Regions from separate parts of the Homo sapiens genome. Here region 2 is linked to region 1. The links are chromatin contacts, found by Hi-C or POLR2A ChIA-PET in ENCODE. All regions are on one chromosome and are shown on one strand. Each heading gives the region's core, a stretch centred on a gene start or an enhancer-like site at or near the end of the contact. The rest is flanking DNA. Distances are from core to core; before and after follow the strand shown. Region 1 overlaps ZBTB20 (zinc finger and BTB domain containing 20). Region 2 overlaps ZBTB20 (zinc finger and BTB domain containing 20).

Region 1 (2,750 bases), core at 89-2,588:
CAGATTCATTTAAAAAACATGTTTTTAGGTAAATAGGAACGGTGCAAGTGTTTCTTTGAAATCTTACAAAAGATAAAAATTAATTGAACTAACTAAGGTTCCTTACCCTATGCAAATAAGAAACGGCTTAGAAAGAAATGTCTTCAAACTGTTGAAATGTATATTCCTTAGTTGGTGTAACCAATGTGAGGTCTCAGTTACTATAATAGCAAATGTTCTATTAGATTTAAGCACATCAGTGCAAATTATTAAAATGAGACTGTCTTTGTTTAAAATAAAGCTTTAAAAAATGTAATGTAATCTCTGAGGGAGTATTGCCTGAAATGAAAGTTTTAGGCCGAGCTCTGCCACAATCCTATTGCGCATCTTGGTTCATCTGATTAAACATCTTTGGGTCTCAAAATTCACATACATTCACATTTCTAAAGTGAGTGTGATATAAAGTCATAGCTTGATCATCAAACTCCTTTCTAGCCCTAAAATTCTACGTATCTAATGAGATTAATTTATCATGAGGTGTTTTTCTTCTTTCCTTTGTTAATTTCCTTACAATAAATAGACAAATAAATGATCAAATAAGCAAATAAATAAATATTAAAAAGACATACACACACTGATAGCTATCCATCTGAATAGGAAGAAAGACTTTTTTTTGTTTGCCATTATCTATCCCCTAATGTGTATTTAAAAAGAGAGCTCCCACAGAAAAGATTTTTATTTTTTTCTAAATCAAAAATAGTGTATCATTTATTTGCCATTTAAGTTCTACTAAGAAGGAAAACACAAAATCATTATGGAAATCCTATTAGGAACTTTAGAAAGAAAAAGCTGATGAAATTCCATTTACAATTCAAATTGTTCATTCACGTATTTCCTTTTGCAGAAACTTTAAATGCTGCCTCAAACTATCTTCACCTCTTTTTCCAGGGACAATATCCCTAACTCTGTTAAAAAAAAAAAAAGGCTCTCTTCTCACACCCTTCCCACCTGTCCTCTGAGGTAGTTGTTCCACAAAGCTAAGGTATAGATTACATCAAGAGATATTTGGGATGGGAGTAAAACATTTCACCCTGGAGACAGTAATGTGTGCAATTTGCCAAGTCTAAAAGAAAGTTAAGCCTCATCACCACTTTGGCAAGAAATGTGGTTCTCATGGATGGACAATGATTATCATTTTTACACAGAACTTTTGAAAATGAAAGTACCTGGGGCACCAGCCAGAAAATAAGTACGAGAATGCAAGTTTTTTGCGTCAATATTTAAATCAGACAAAACACTATCAGTGTACCCTTAACAGACCTGAAGCGTCTAGAAAGAATACAAGGCAGCTGACACCTTGGTGAATAAGAGCAGCTCAGTTTTATGAAAAGGCCAAAGTCTTAGGGCAAACTCTCTGTTGTTCCAAGTGCTGATATACCTATGGCATCAACAAAGGCAAAACACCATAGGGGGCAATAGGCAAGGCTTCTCTTACAGGCAAGGCTCCTGTTAAAGGCTGGGACCCTCTGGACTACACACTCGAGGAACCCCAAGTGTGGGTCCCTGAGGGGAGGAAGTTTCCTCAAACAGAACGGCGAGAGGCTGAAGTTACACAGTGTAGGAGTACTCCCTGCTGGCAGCTGAGGTTGGAAATGAACTGGTGATGTCCTAGAGAGGGCTGCTTAAATTTTCTATGAGGAGGCTAATGGAGATAACAGTGCTCTTGAGGGGACAAGAGCATGGGTCTGATTAGGTTTAGATAACTCCAGATATTATGCTGAGTGAGGAGGAGGTTAAGGGAAGCTACTGATGACAGGAACTCCAACAATTGACAAAAACTATGTGTAGAGCTGGTATATACAATTTTCATTTAAGTTTCCCATCTCATATCATTCTATAAAGCATACACAGCCGTATGTGCACATGTGTGTGGGGTTCAGAGGATGCAGGAAGAAATCTATTTCTGTGCAGTTCATTTTACCCCTGCAAGAACAATCTTTGAAACCGTCTAATGTATTCACATTTATGTTTTACAAGGAATCCCTTCCATACTTCTAATGGACCTGCCTGGTATGCCCCCTGTACCACTATACCTAATCCCTAGGCAGGTGGTCTTTGTATGGGCCTGGGGCAACCACACTGGTTTCTCCCCAGTGCTCTGCTCTGTTAGGGTTCTTCTGCATAATAAAATGAAGGTCAAAATGGCAGCCTGCTAAAAGCAGCAGTATTTCAGTTGCAGGAATAACTTGCTTGTCATCAACTTGTTAATGCAATAGTCAAACATTTCTCTGACATGTACAGTATCAGCTAACTTCAGCAGATAAAGGGTCTAGAACAGGAAGATGCTGCAGATGCTTTAGCTCGGAGGAAGGCTTAGCAGAGCCAAAACGTCAGCAGGGCCTGTTTGTTCCATACTTTCCATCGGGCTCTGTGAAAGAAATGTTAGATTACTGCAATGACAAGTTTGTGACAAGCAAGTCATTTGTGCAACTGGTGCGCTCCTGTTTTTATCTGTTTACCATTCAGACTTGTGAATGCCATTTCAAGCACTTAGAGGATTTCTGGCTCCCATTAAGGGGAAATGGTTCCTCCATGTTTAGAATTTTCTACCTCAAAGAGAATTACTAAGCAATTATTTGTTCCTGTGGTCAGTGTCACACAAAAGCACTCTTGAGTTGTTTAGCTGGACTCTGAATCATGAAATGAAGTCCTGAAGACTGGATAGCTTGGAGCATCAAAAATTTCCCATCTAGTTTATTGGAATGACTACA
Region 2 (2,750 bases), core at 132-2,631, 230 kb after region 1:
GATCAGTCTAGCAAAAGAAAAACTAAGTTTTGGTTGATCTTTTCAAAAAACTAAGTTTTGGTTTCATTAATTTTCTCTATTATTTTCATTATCTATTTCATTGATTTCTGTTCTTATCTTTGTTATATCCTTCCTTCTGTTCAAACAGAATTTAGTTTTATGTTTATATCATGTCTATACTTACCTAAATAATGACGTGATGAGGTCCTTTTGTTTAGGTGAATTTTAGATACATTTTTATCATTTCATTTCCACTTAAAGGATTTCCTTCAGTATTTCTGGTAAGGCAGGTCTACTAGCAACAAATTGTCTCAGTCTTTGTTTATTTGGGATATCTTTATTTTATATTTATTTTTGAAGAACAATTTTGCTAAATATAAAATTCCTAAATGACATTTTCCCTTTTTTTCCTTCAGCACACTGAATACGTCATCCCTCTACCTCCTGGCTTTGTTTCTAATGAGAAGTAAGCTGTTAATCGTAGTGTTGTTTTCCTGTATGTAACAGTCTTTTTTTTCTTGTTACTGTCAAAATTTTCTCTTTTTCATTCAAAAGTTTGACTATAATGTGTCTATGTACAGATTTTTTTTGTGTTTATCCAACATGGAGTTTTTGTGCTTCTCAAATGTGTAGATTAATGTTATTCATCACATTTGGGAAGTTTTTGGCTATTATTTCTTCAAATATTTTTGAGCCCTTTCTTTCTTTCCTCCTCTTCTCTACCATTACACATATGTTAGTATGCTTGATGGTCTCTCACAGGTCTCCGAAGCTCTGCTCATTTTTTCATTGTTCTTTTCTCTTCAAATTAGACCATTTCTATTAATTGATCTTCAATCTCATTGTGTCTTTATTCTGCCATCTTAAATATTCTGTTGAGATTCTCTTGCAATTTTTTAATTTCCATTATAATATTTTTTAACTCCAGAATTTTTGTTCCTTTTAAAATAACACTTATGTTTATATTGATACTCTCTATTTAAAGGGTAATTATAGTAATACTTTAATTATTTAACATGATTTCCTATTATTTTGAACATATTTATAATAGTGCTTTCAACTCTTTGTTTGCTAAGTTTAACATCTGCTATCTCCACTTCAACCCAAATATAATTTCTTTTTTTTTCTTCAGACACTTTCTTTTAACCACTTCTTAAATTGGGTATGAGTCACACTCCTGTTTATTACATGTCTCATTTTTTTCTTGAAAATTGACATTTTATATAGCATATTACAGCAACTCTGGCTTCTGACTTTTCCCTGTTGAGGGTTGTTGCTGTTATTGCTGTGTTTGTTTATTTAGGACTTGCCTAACATAACTCTGTGCAGCCTCTCTTCCCCATGCTGTGCCGCTGCTGATGTTTCTGCTCAGTTTGTGTAATTTCCATTTTCGTTTTTGAGCTGGGACTTTCCCCTGTGTTAACACAGTTTAGTGGTCAGCCAACGATCAGTCACAGGTTGTACTTAAACACCTAGGGCCACTATGCTAACGCCTCTAATTGATATATACGTGTGTGTGGGTTGTAGAATGCACTCAAAGTTCAGGCAGTTTACAAGTGTTTTTTTGATTTTTACTTTCCATTTGTTCTCTCTTATCTTCTCTCTGTGTGTCCAAAGCCTTAGGTCTTCCCCAGAGTATGTGTGCAGCCTTTCAGACCTCTAGGAATATGTGGTAGCTTACCAAAGTTCACTATGATAGTATCCTTTTCCAATTCTCCCTGCTAAATTTCTGGCCAATCTGCCAGTTCTTTTCTACTCTGAATTGTAACTTCAGGCTACATATGATGTTTATTCTCCCTGCTTGTTTGCCCCTGAGATTGTCACTGTTTTGACCACACCTAAGGGCATGGGGTTTTTCTATGTTCTGCTCCATCAAATTATCGAATCACCCCCTTTCAGCAGTGAAGTTGTGGGTTTTCATGACTTGTCCTGCCCTGGCAGAACTACTGATACAATGGAACTGTGGGGACGGATAATAGGAGGAAGCACTCCCGGCTAAAACACTGTGGGCTCCTAACTGTGCTAGTTGTCCCAACATAACTTTTAATTTGGCCACTTTCACTCCCAAAAGTATCCAGCTTCTGTGATATGATTTATGACCTTTTAATCTATAGTGGGCATAAACGACTTATGCCATATGCCATTTCTTCAGCGAATGACCACTGCCTAATTCTTTTCTTAGTAATGCAGGAATCAGGGGCCTAGCTGCAGGTATCCATGCATGTGGGGTGGCGGGGGGGAAGTCTAACTGCCATTGAATGAACGTTTTCATAATGGTTACATGTGTATAGAAAATCTTCAACTGCCCCTCCTACTACATCTCTAGAAAGTTTAAAGGTTTGGGGGGGATTAAGAATTTCTAGGGAAGTGTATGGGATATAGGGATAAGGTTACCAAAATTCTCCCATGGGAGATAAATAGTTTTGCCTCACTCTATAGAGTTTGGAGAAACCACTCAGCGAGAAGGACTAGAATTACTTTGGTTAATAATGAGTTGCTATGAACTTTGGAGCTGGACTAACCTATTCTAAGCAATTGTAAAGAATATGTCATTTAGACTTAATCTTATACAAAACAATAATAGCTCAGAGATCTAAGCAGGTCCAAATACTTACTTGGATCAGGTTAGTATTTGCCAGCTTATTTTCTCACAGATTCCTGGGCTCACTCAGGTTATACTTCCTTGGGAACACACAAAGGGAATAAGCTCCTTTTGGAACTCAAATAACTTGTAAATCAGAAAGTTCCCA

Evidence for each region. Hi-C counts contacts between places; a loop is a spot of excess contacts on that map. ChIA-PET counts read pairs that join two places held with the same protein, here RNA polymerase II (POLR2A). Pooled maps may share reads with other maps.
Region 2: a loop to region 1 is called in a map with no recorded cell type, with 6 times the contacts of the local background. The contact joins two enhancer-like sites. A Hi-C loop is called at or near these places in 6 of 37 single-sample maps with no recorded cell type and 5 of 50 pooled maps. POLR2A ChIA-PET finds 5 or more read pairs at or near these places in 1 of 52 experiments (Panc1).

The regions. Positions count from the first base shown.
Region 1 is chr3:114,583,578-114,586,327 of GRCh38, forward strand. The region is part of intron 6 of ZBTB20 (zinc finger and BTB domain containing 20); the gene reads right to left. Among named protein-coding and RNA genes, the nearest start is that of ZBTB20-AS5, 130 kb to the left of the region's middle. Within about 2 kb of position 1,339, at least 6 of the 41 ENCODE cell types and tissues checked have a DNase peak (open chromatin) inside an H3K27ac peak, as active enhancers do.
Region 2 is chr3:114,808,575-114,811,324 of GRCh38, forward strand. The region is part of intron 4 of ZBTB20 (zinc finger and BTB domain containing 20); the gene reads right to left. Among named protein-coding and RNA genes, the nearest start is that of ZBTB20-AS3, 63 kb to the right of the region's middle. RefSeq lists an enhancer at 1,317-1,496. Within about 2 kb of position 1,382, at least 3 of the 41 ENCODE cell types and tissues checked have a DNase peak (open chromatin) inside an H3K27ac peak, as active enhancers do.